Linked DNA regions of Homo sapiens: region 1 is linked to region 2. A link is a contact called in ENCODE Hi-C or POLR2A ChIA-PET data. All regions are on one chromosome and are shown on one strand. Each heading gives the region's core, a stretch centred on a gene start or an enhancer-like site at or near the end of the contact. The rest is flanking DNA. Distances are from core to core; before and after follow the strand shown.

Region 1 (5,596 bases), core at 2,836-5,335, 790 kb after region 2:
CTTCTTGCTGTAGAGCTCCAGAAAGCACTTATCAAAAATACAAATTCCCAGATGACCCAGCAACTCCACTTCTGAGCCTATGTTCTCTAGACTAATTCACACACGTGTGATGTGCCGATGTGAACGGTTATTCCTGCAGCACTGCAATGATAAAAATTTGGAGCCGGGCGCAGTCGCTCACGCCTGTAATCCCAGCACTTTGGGGGGCCGAGGTGGGCAGATTGCCTGAGGTCGGGAGTTCGAGACCAGCCTGGCCAGTATGGTGAAACCCCATCTCTATTAAAAATATAAAAATTAGCCAGGCGTGGTGGCAGGCGCCTGTAATCCCAGCTACTTGGGAAGCTAAGGCAGGAGAATCACTTGAACCTGGGAGGCGGAGGCTGCAGTGAGCCAAGATCACGCCATTGCACTCCGCCTGGGCAACAGAGCGAGACTCAGTCTCAAAAAAAAAAAAATTGGAAAAAGCTTCAGGGTCCCTCGTTTCAGGCTGGAGTGTGAGCCCCCAGAGCAGAGGGGCCTTGTCTGAGGGCTCAAGCCTTAGAACAGCACCTGGCAGGGGGCGATGGGCAGATGTTAGTTGGATAATGCTTCATCATACCTAGGAATACTGTGCGGCCATTAAAAAATGAAAAGGTGGCCAGGCGTGGTGGCTCACACCTGTAATCTCAGCACTTTGGGAGGCCGAGGCAGGGGAATCACGAGATCAGGAGATTGAGACCATCCTGGCTAACACAGTGAAACCCCGTCTCTGCTAAAAATACAAAAAATTAGCCAGGCATAGTGGCAGCACCTGTGGCCCCAGCTACTTGGGATGCTGAGGCTGGAGAATCGCTTGAACCTGGGAGGCAGAGGTTACAGTGAGCCAAGATTGCGCCACTGCACTCCAGCCTGGGCGACAAAGTGAAACTCCATCTCAAAAAAAAAAAGTTCTTTGTGTCTTGATGTGGAATAAACTTTGAGATGTATCATCAAGAGGGGGGAAAAGAAAGCAACATCCAAATAATGTGTATAGAATGTTATTATTTTATGTTTTTAAAAATGTGGCAAGAAATAGTGTGTGTAGATATTTGCTTCTAGATGAGACTCTCCAGAAGGGGGACTGATGGCACTGGTTCTCCTAGAAAGGGCACCAGGGGACTGGGGACGGGGTCTGGACCCAGGACTCGATATCTTTGTGGACTTTCTGATTTTTGAACCATGCAAATGAATTACCTGTTCAGACACACATGGAGCAATGAGAATTGCACCAAGAGCTACACATCCTTTAAAGCAATTGGAGGAGGAACAGGACTTTCTTCCAAAGGCTGGGGCCAGGCAATGGTGTTGGGTCCCTCAACAAGCGTGTGTAGAAGGCAGACAGGCAGACAGGCAGGCAGACACAACCTACACTTCCACCAGCTGCGAGGACTTGGCACATCTGGGGCCTCAGTTTCCTCATCTCTAAAATGGAGATGATCCTGGCCTTAGAGAGTGTGTGTGAAAAGGAAAGGAGAGAATGCAGGTGTCCAGCACGTGAAAAGTCCTGGCTGACATGGCCAGAGATGAGGGGTCTTTAGTGGGGAGTGCGACAGAGTAGCAGGGAAGGCTTAGGGCCCCAGGTCTCCTGTCCAGCACCCTGGGTGTGATCCAAGTGTCTGCAGCCTGAACTGTCCACTGGGGGCAGGAGGGCAAATCGAACTGGCAGCGGGCAGTCTTCTGCCTTGGCCCAAGGACCTGGACCCCTAACAGTGGGTGGACTAGGGCTGTACAGTCCTTCCTCTCTCTACCTAGATCCCCGCCTTTGCTGTGTGGCCTCCCTGGAGCGGCCTGGGGACTCCCAGGGCTTTTTCGAGCCGAAGGAGCTTCCTCCACTTAGCTCTGTCATCCAGAGGGAAGTCCCATTCATGCTAATGGCCCTGAGCACTCCCTTCTCCTGCACTTCAGGAAGGGTGAGCCTAGTGCCAAGCCATCCCTGCACCCGCACTGTCAGCCTTGCACAGTGGAAACCGCGGGCTGGCAGTCAGGAACCCTGGCTCCTGGTGTGGGCTCAGACACCACTTGATGTGCCACCCTGGCTTTTCCCTTTCTGTCTCTCAGCCTCAGTTTCTTTATCTAGAAAATGGGTGTGGTGCTCATTCTTATCCTCCTTTTCCAGGAGGGCAAAGTGAAAACAACAGAGTTGTGAGTGGTTTGTAAATTATGAACAACTCAAAGCCTGAGGGACTGGGGGAGGGCAGATGCCACCTGAGATCTCCACTCAGAGCACATGTGCATGTGCATGTGCACTGAGGGTCGTCATATGGGAAGGTCCCCCTGCATGCACATGTATGAACACACACACACATACACACGTACACACACACACGTGGGCCAAGCCCTGAACCAGGAATCCAAGGGGAATTGCCACCCCCTCCACCACCCAAAACACACATGCGCATACAGAAATGTGTGCACCTGGCTGGGCGTGGTGGCTCACACCTGTAATCCCAGCACTTTGGGAGCCTGAGGTGGGCGGATCACCTGAGGTCAGGAGTTCGAGACCAGCCTGGCCAACATGGTGAAACTCCGTCTCCACTAAAAATACAAAAATTAGCCGGGTGTGGTGGTAGACACCTGTATTCCCAGCTACTCAGGAGGCTGAGGCAGGAGAATCGCTTGAACCTGGGAGGCAGAGGTTGCAATGAGCCGAGATCGCGCCATTGCACTCCAGCCTAGGTGACAAGAGCAAAACTCCATCTCAAAAAAAAGAAAAGAGAAGAAATGTGTGCACCTGCATGTGCAGTTCCTTATCCCCTGGTGGGCATGCCTGCCCAGTGCTCACATGTGCCACACATGGAAAGCACCCAGAAGCATTTCCTGCCCTCAGCCCAGTGGGGTACCCCAGGTGCAGCCCCACAGGGCCCAGCAAAGGACTCTGGAACCTGCCAGTGTTGTGGCCAGAGGGCAGTTGGGAGGCTGCTCAAGGTTGGCAGGCCTGGCGTGATCCAGTGACAACCTCTCCTTTCTCTTCGCAGGCTGGACAACGTTCATGGCTCTCGGGTAGAACCTAGTGAAACGGCCAGAATGAATTCTATGGACAGGCACATCCAGCAGACCAATGACCGACTGCAGTGCATCAAGCAGGTGGGTGTGGGGCAAGGCACACTCCGAGGGCGGGGCAGATGGGGCGGGCTGCAGCAGCAGGGCATCTGGTGGGTTCTGGCTGGAGACGATGGCAGGGCCTCCTGACCACCTACCTATCGAGGCCGTTATTGGCATGCTGGCACTGACCAGCCTAATGCTGGAATCACATGCCTGGGTTTCAGTGCCAATGCTGCCCTGTCCCTTTCCACACCCTTCCCAGCTGTGTGACGTTGGGCCAGTGTTGTGGCCTCTCTGGGCTCTGTTTATGTGCAAGGATGTAGTGATGCACCTGGCACTTCCATCTCTCTCCCACCACCTCCCTCCCTAGAACTAAGCTCCCTGCCCCTTTGCTCCAGTCGTTCTCAAAAAAAAAAAAAAAAAAAAAAAGTCACAGGCTGGGTGTGGCAGCTTACGCCTGTAATCCCAGAACTTTGAGAGGCCAAGGTAGGAAGATTGTTCGAGCCCAGCCTGGGTAACATAGCAAGACCCTGTCTCAGAAAAAAAAAAAAAAAAAAAAAAAAAGAAAGAAAGAAAGAAGGAAGGAAGGAGGGAGAAAGAAAGAAAAGAAATTAAAGCTGAGAAAATTTAAAAATATTTACTAATTTATTTAAAAATAAGAACCCATTATAGGCTGGACCCAGTGATTCACACCTGTAATCTCAGCGCTTTGGGAGGCTAAGGGAGGAGGATCACTTGAAGCCAAGAATTTGAAACCAGCCTGGGCAACATAGTGAGACCCCATCTGTATTTTTTAAAAAAAGAAAAAAAAAGCCACAAGACAAGAGGTCCTAGGAAATCATATCATTTTACAGGAAAGGAAACAAGTACAGAGAGGGGAAGTGGGTAGCCTGAGTCCACTCAGCCCCTCTGGTGCTGGGAAGACCTAATTCCAGTGAGTGCCATGGTCCCCACCCTGCTGAAGCTCATACCAAGCCCAAGAGGCAAGCTGCCCAGGAGTTCCCCTATTTGGACTGCCGGGAGGTGGGGAACCTTTCACAGGGGCGCCCCCAAGCGGTGGCCAGGAGTGACGTGCCCACCTGCTGGGCCCAGCTCCCACTGCCCAGGCTGGCAGCTTCCCTGCACAGACCCACGAATGTTATTCACTCCAGGAAGGACCAGGTACAGTGAGAGGGGCATGGGCTTTGGTGTCAGACGCCTTGGACCCAAGTGCTCATTCCTTTATGGACCCATGGTGAGATCTCAAGCTAGTCCTCCATTTCTCTGAGCCTCAGCTTCCCCATTTGTCAAATGGGGCCTACCTCGTAGGATGCTGTGAGGATGTTGTGGGTGATGCACGTAGCCCAGCCCTGGTGTGTGGTGTCCATTGTCCTCAGTATGTCAGTGACAGGGAAGGGAGTGCTGGGGCTCAGGCCCCTGGCCTAGGCCAGCTTAGCAGGAAGCTCAGGCAACCAGCATGGGCTGCTGGCCCCTGGGCTTCCGCCAGGCAGAACTCACAGCCCCCTACCCACCCAGCCTTCCCTCCTTGAGGGCCAGGACCCAGACGGAGCCTCCCCAAGGTGCCTGCCCAGTGGAACTGAGGCTGTTCCTCGAGAACGAGGGTTGTGTGTCTTCTTATTAGCATCGAGCAGAGGAATCTTAAAGTCTATGCAGGGTATGTGGAGAGGAAATTGAAGAAGGCTTGTTACAGATTGAACCCAGCCCAAATGGCTCTCCCAAACGCCAATTACACGCCTCTGTTCACCGTGGCAGAATAGAAACCAGACGCCAAGACTCCCTCCTCCCCCACACTCCCTCCTCCCACTCAGGGTTCTGCAGGGCTCTTTCCTAGCTCTACCTTTCACTCCGTTTCTCCCACCCTTGGCTCAGCTGGCAGGGGCCCCGCCCTCCAATGGAATGCTCATGCCTCCTGTGCATGGGACCCTCTGCATGGCAGGCACACCACTCCTGCCGAGACCTGCTCTCAGCCTCTTTCCTCTTGGCACCTAGCTCCGTATCACCAGGGGTCAGGGTGCACCTGACTTCTTTGGCCCTCCCTGGGTCCATCTTGGGCAGAGGCCCACCAGAAGCCCCTCACAGCATGGCACACAGCTCAGTCACCATTCCGTCGCTTACAAACTATGCAGCCTTAAGTTGCCGCTTCACTTCCCTTCATCTATAAAATGGGCATCATAATTAATTCACATTCAACCAGCACATGCCAGAGCCCACACCACCCTCCCTCACCTGCCCCGGCACACACATGCGTGCACACACACAGAGGGCTCTGCTTTTGAGCCAGGCAGTGGCGCATTTGTGAGTGTGCCCAGATGCCCCCTGGGCCATCCAGAGCTCCCTACGTGCTCCATGCCCCTCCTCCCACATCTCCGGTCAGACACAGCTCAGTGCTGACATCTGTCTGCTCCACAGCTGCCCTAGAAGTCAGCCTCGGCTGGCTGGGGACTGTTGATTCTCAGGCATCCTGTAACCTAATCAGAAGAGAAAGGCAAGCATGTGTGCACGAGCTGAGATGACGAGCTGTGCAGACCTCAGGCTG
Region 2 (5,591 bases), core at 1,557-4,056:
GAAAGGACAACCCCATCCTGGTGCAGCAAGATTTTAACCCCCTGGGGTAAAAGGGGGGGAACAAATTGTTGTGGCTGTCCCGGCGCTCACCAACCCTCCCGGCTCCCTTTACTCTGCTCTTTGGAGGTCTAACTTCCCTTCGGCAAGGAGCCCTTGCTCCTTTCTTTTCTCCCTTCCTGCTTTCCTTTCATTCATTTAACAAATTCTTGTTCAGCAAATTCTTTCTTGCAATGCCTCCTAGGATATTGGGCAATGCGCTTAGTCTTGGGGGACCCTGGAGTGAGGAGAATGAATACCGCCCCTGCCCTTATGGAACAGCAGTGGGGAGCGCCTGTGGAATAGGGGAGTGAGATGGATTATAGAAGTCTTGGGGGAAATCCAAGAAGGTTCAAAGTGAGGGCCGTGTTCAGGTAGGAGATGGTGTGGTGTGGGCTGGGAGGGTGGCAGTGAGGCCGGGGAAACTGGATGGAGTCCAGAGACAGAGAATAGGAGAATTCATCAGTGCTTGATGGAATGTTGGCTGTGGCAGGCAGGTGAGGAAGACGGGGTGTCAGAGGACTCCTAGGTCGCTGGCTAGAGCCCCTGGGTAAGGGAGGGGGCCAGTCCCAGGGATGCCTCACCGCAGCGATGGCGTGGCTGGCAAAGCTACCTCATGCTGGGGAAGGCTTCTGTACTAACGTTTCATTTCGGGCAGGTCTAGGAACAGCGACCATGCATTTGCTCACATCCTCTCTCCAGAGCCTGTCCGCATCCCTTCTGATCTTCCCGACAGCTCCCAGAAGCAGGTCTTTTTCTTAAGATGCCTCCTAGGTGCCTGCCCTCCTTTCTGCCGCTTCTCTGCTCATCATTGCAGAGGAGCGGTGATTGACACACCTAGAGGCCAATGAACTGCCTAGCTCCACCCACCACTCCCAGGTTCGCTGAGTCCCTCCCCAGCTCTCTCCTGTTCTCCTCCCGCAAGATCTCTCACGGTATCAAAATACCAGACACGATCCAGGGCAATAACAGGCCTGATTTCCACCTAGGGAGACAAGGGAGGGCCCAGCTGGGCCTCTTCACAGCATCCGTGATCGACCCCACCTGGCTGGATGTTGCGGGGGCGGCAGGGCAGTCTCAGGCTTCCCGGCCAGAGCCTGCAGCCGGGAAACATTCCTGCCCCGTTTCCATGGCTGCCAGTCGGGCTTGAGCCACTGGGGGCTGGGGGAGGGGCTTTGACTGGGCCTGCCTGTTCGACTTTGGGGGATTTGGTAGTTCTCCCTCTCCAGATTAGCTCATTGTGAAGCTGCTCTGAAGAACTCCCCTTTCCAGCAGCCAGTGTGCATGAAGCCAGTTCACTCCCTCCTGGGGGTCCCTCCCTGTGGGCGCGAAGCTCGTGAACTCCTGAGTCCCCCTTCCTGTGGATGTGAGGTTGGGGCACCCCTGGGCACTCCTTCCTGTGGATGTCAAGACAGTGCACCCCTGGGTACCTCTGCCTGTGGGTGTGAAGCTGGTGCACCCCTGGGTCCTCCCCGTGTACTCTGAGGCACTGGGATCCTGGTTTCAAGGCTTGCTCAGTCATCTCTGGTGGTGTAGGTCTTTGTGTTCAGTTTTATAAGTGGAGAAAACTGAAGATGATTCTGTTTACCTTACCCACCCCCTCACTTACCTCACCTAGCTCAGGGGCTGGGTATGGGGTGGTCTCAGCCCAGGACAACCTTTTAAATATTAAACATGGTACCATGCGATGTTTGTCATACTTATGACCTGGAGAAATCAAATGCGATTACTCAGCCATCTCAAATGGGGCAATGTGTATGCTAACAGCTACCCCTCCCGAGGGCATTTCACACATGCTACCTCCTGAGCTTCACTGAGACCATCTACAGGCAACAAAACGGATACACAGAAAGATGGGTGGCTGGGCTCACTGTGGCCTGCAGAGGAAATATGAGCTTGACGTCATCCCCAGCTGGTTCTGTATCTGAACACCGAGCACGAGGAAGTGATGGTGGCCAGGCCGGTCTGTACCTGGGCTCCTGCGCTCTGCCGCAGCCCAGTCAGTGTGGTTGGTGCCTGGTATCATTCCTATGTAACAGAGACAGACCAGAGAGGGAAATAAACTTGCCCAGGGCTGTGCAGCTGCTCAGTGGCATAACCAGGACTGGAACTCATGTCCTCTTCGTCACTCTCAGGTGCTCATCCCACTCATCTCAGCAAATCACATAAAGCTCTCGGTGGCCTTAACACCAGGTCAGGAGGACTAGAAGGGGTTGGCCACGAGACAAGGAGGAAGTCATTGAGGGGTGAAGCTGGAGACCAGCCTTGAGTCCTGGCTTGTTACTGGTGTGACCTTGAGCAATTTGCCCTCCTTCTCTGAGCCTCCATTTCCTTGGGTGTTGCCCAGGGATGCTGATCTGTGGCCAGCTTCCCACAAGCAGTTGCTCTGAGGACAAAGACGTGGGATGGGAGCTGGCTCTGTGGACAGGCAGGGGCAGCTCCCCCCTGCTCCCCTGCCATGGAGCTCCCTTGTCCTGGGTGAGTCTTGGCCAATGCCCCAGAGCCCTGCACAGTCCCAAGCTACTGTGGGAAGGCAGGGAGCTGGCTTGTGCCTCCCCAGTGTCGACACATCCGTTCTCAGGGGCTCTGAGATGGCCTCTCTTGGCCTGGACGTGCCACAAACAGTGCCCTCTCCCCTGCCTGTGTGTGTTTTGGGGCTGGCTGGCAGGCTCAGGAAAGCAGCCTGGCCTTATCAGAAGCCCTGGGTCTCCAGTTTCTGGGAACTGTCTCCGCTCTGTGGCTTTCTTTCCCAGGTGCTGGTGCCAAGCAGGCTCAGTCTGAGCGTCTGGCGGGGTTCCAGGCATTCTGTGTCAAGCACTTCTCAGCAGCAGGAAGACCAACTTCATGGAGGCCTGAAGGGACCCAGCAAATGACCTCTGTCTGCATGGCCCTGGCTTAAAAACAGGAGCATGGTTGTTAGCGCCCCCTAATCCACACAGGGGACCAACTCCTCCTAGTTGTGTGGGCTGGGCTGGGAACTCACACCAATGCCTGTTAGCCGCCTCTAGGGAGGGGACCTGCATGGAAGTGTCATCCTTTAGGAGGCATGACCAGGTGCACCGTCTCCATTCATGCTGCACAGGGATGGAGGCTCGGCGCAGAGACCTTGCTGGCCTGTGTTCTACAACTCCCATCACCCAAGAGAGTCACTCCACATCCCTGCGAGATGGGGATCTTGACTGTCAGTTAAGATTGAGACAATGGAGGTGCTATGAGGTTGAGAACTTCTCAGTCAATCAGCCATGTGTGGCTGAGCCAGGTTTGAAGCCAGGCAGTTGGGGTCCAGAGCCCAGTTCCCACCTTAACAGCACAGGAGGGGGTCCTAGGTCTTCTGGTCCCACAGCAACCTCCATGCCCCTGCCCCCTCCACTCCCTGACTCCCTAGGAGTGCAATGCATCTTACTGAGGTGGAGCTGGCTCAGCTCAGTGTAGGTGCTACATGTATAGATGCCAGGTGGGTTTATGTTAGCTAGGGTGCCCACAAATAGGGTCCAGGTACCAGGGGCAGGGTGTCTCAGAAGAGTTGGCAGGGATATAAGGGACTATGTGATAAGGAACGAGGGCCCTGTATACTACCCAGCTTGAGGTCTTTGTGGGGGACAGGGTCTCAGCCCTCTGTTCTGGTCCCTTGTGTGGATGAGCAGTGTTATCTGTAGATACCTGGAGCCCAGAAGGTGGGAGAGGTGGCAGTCCTCGGTGCCTATCCACTGTCCTCTCCTGGCAGACTCCCCTCCTGGCAGAGCCTCTCTCCAATGCCCGTGACTACTCAATCATCCTCTTTCTCTTGCTTGAAAATTTGATGGGACAACTCTGCATGGCTTTCTTGGCTCTCCACACTGCCCCCCTAGCCGAGGTCCTCACTGCTCTTTCCATGCTCCAGGCTGATCTTCTCCATCTCAGTCCCTGCCTTCCCTCCTCTGTGCCTTGGTCCCAGAAGCTTCCCCAGTCAGGCCACGTTGGAGCCCATCTTTAAGGAGGAGACCTCTCCCCTACCCTGGGCTCCTTCAGCATCCTAGGCCACTGGGTGTGAAGTGACCGAAGGGAGTACCATGGGACAGGCCTCTGGGGCCCTTTGCCTTCTCCAGACCATGAGATCCTGGAGGGCAAATTCTACAGCCCATTCATTTTCAGTTTCCCAAAATGTTTGTGGATTACATGGATGAAGGAAAGCATGCATGAGCCAAGAATGGAGGCGATGCGATGGGTCTGGGAACCGGGAGACGCGAGTCCCTTTCCCTTCAGTGTCTCAGGAGGAGAGTGGGGAAGATGCCATGTGCCCTGAGATGATTTTCTTGGATTCCTTGATGGGCCACCCTTTGGGGAACATTTGCATTTTAACATTGAGGGGAGCTGGCAAATGGTAGTGGATTTTGGGTGCTGTGGCACCCATTGCAGAGGGCTCTCTGGCCGGCCTTGCTCATGCTGTGGGCGGGTCCCTTGTCTGGGAGTTTCTGCGCTCCTGTGCTGGCTCCCACGATGTCCCCCTTTGTAACCCCTCTATCCGGCCTGTTCAGGGAAGCATGAGCTCTTTTCTTTGCTCCAGCTCATTGGGGTGGTGACATTTTAAAATACTGTTAATAGCTGATATTTATCCAATGCCACATGGAGTCTCGTAGCTGAGCACTTACATACTTTATCTAATCTCATCTGCACACCAGCATTGTGAGATAGGCCCCGATGACCATCCCATCCCATATTACCAGGGAGGCCTCATTTATCTCCATGCCCAGATACCCCTTCAGAGGCATGGATTTGCCTGGGCGAGGATCATGCTTAATTTTGCTCCATACCATCAGCCCCCAACAGCAAGTGGGTGCTTCATATTGGTTGGCCAAACAAGGGGAAAATGAGTGAATCTGCAACTCCGACCCTTCCCACAGGCCTCACTGGAACCCTAATTTAAGAACAATGCTGTAGTCCTATAATCTTAAATGAAAAAGCAGGATGTGAAATGTGGTGTGTGCATGCATGTCACATGTGTGCGTGTGTCTGTGGAGGCAGGGCACGTAAACTGGGGAGGCTTGGAGGTCATGACTGGAGTGTGGGTGCTGAGTTCTGCTGTTTGGGGCATCCTGGTTCTGTGATTTGGGATGAGATGCCTAAGCTCTCTGGGCCTCAGTTTCCCCTTCTGTAACATAGGGGTAATCACAATACTTGACAGGGTTATTGCGAGGACAAAGTGAGTTATTACACACAGAGCACCTAGAACAATGTGTGGCCTCTAGTAATCACTAATGAAGTGTTTGTTACCATAATCAGTAAATAGGGATGGGAGGAGCTAGATGGAGAGGTAGACGTATTGATAACAGTGCATGGGCCTTGTAAGGGAGTAACCAGTATATTTCCCTTATTCTGCATACCTCAGCTCCTTCACCTCTCCCACAACCCTGTGTGACACCTGAGGCAGCTCAATTCTCTGGCCCTTTAAACAGAGTGTGTATTAGTGGAGAGGTCACATAAAGAGGAGGTGGTGGCCCATGCAGAGGCCTTGTGGCTATGAGGAGGGGATGCTGCAGGGTGACACAGAGTGGACTGAGGGGCCTGGGTCAGCAAGG

Evidence for each region. Hi-C counts contacts between places; a loop is a spot of excess contacts on that map. ChIA-PET counts read pairs that join two places held with the same protein, here RNA polymerase II (POLR2A). Pooled maps may share reads with other maps.
Region 1: a loop to region 2 is called in a pooled map of heart left ventricle, with 2.3 times the contacts of the local background. The contact joins two enhancer-like sites. A Hi-C loop is called at or near these places in 3 of 50 pooled maps. POLR2A ChIA-PET finds 5 or more read pairs at or near these places in 3 of 52 experiments (MCF 10A and WTC11).

What each region holds. Positions count from the first base shown.
Region 1 is chr10:79,198,591-79,204,186 of GRCh38, forward strand. It overlaps ZMIZ1 (zinc finger MIZ-type containing 1), which reads left to right. Exons shown (of 25, transcript NM_020338.4): 5 at 2,994-3,102. The coding sequence starts at 3,043. Among named protein-coding and RNA genes, the nearest start is that of ZMIZ1, 130 kb to the left of the region's middle. RefSeq lists enhancers at 2,393-2,893, 2,894-3,394. Within about 2 kb of position 4,086, at least 6 of the 41 ENCODE cell types and tissues checked have a DNase peak (open chromatin) inside an H3K27ac peak, as active enhancers do.
Region 2 is chr10:78,406,290-78,411,880 of GRCh38, forward strand. No RefSeq gene overlaps it. Among named protein-coding and RNA genes, the nearest start is that of LINC00595, 140 kb to the left of the region's middle. RefSeq lists enhancers at 743-1,037, 887-1,698, 2,511-3,322. Within about 2 kb of position 2,807, at least 21 of the 41 ENCODE cell types and tissues checked have a DNase peak (open chromatin) inside an H3K27ac peak, as active enhancers do.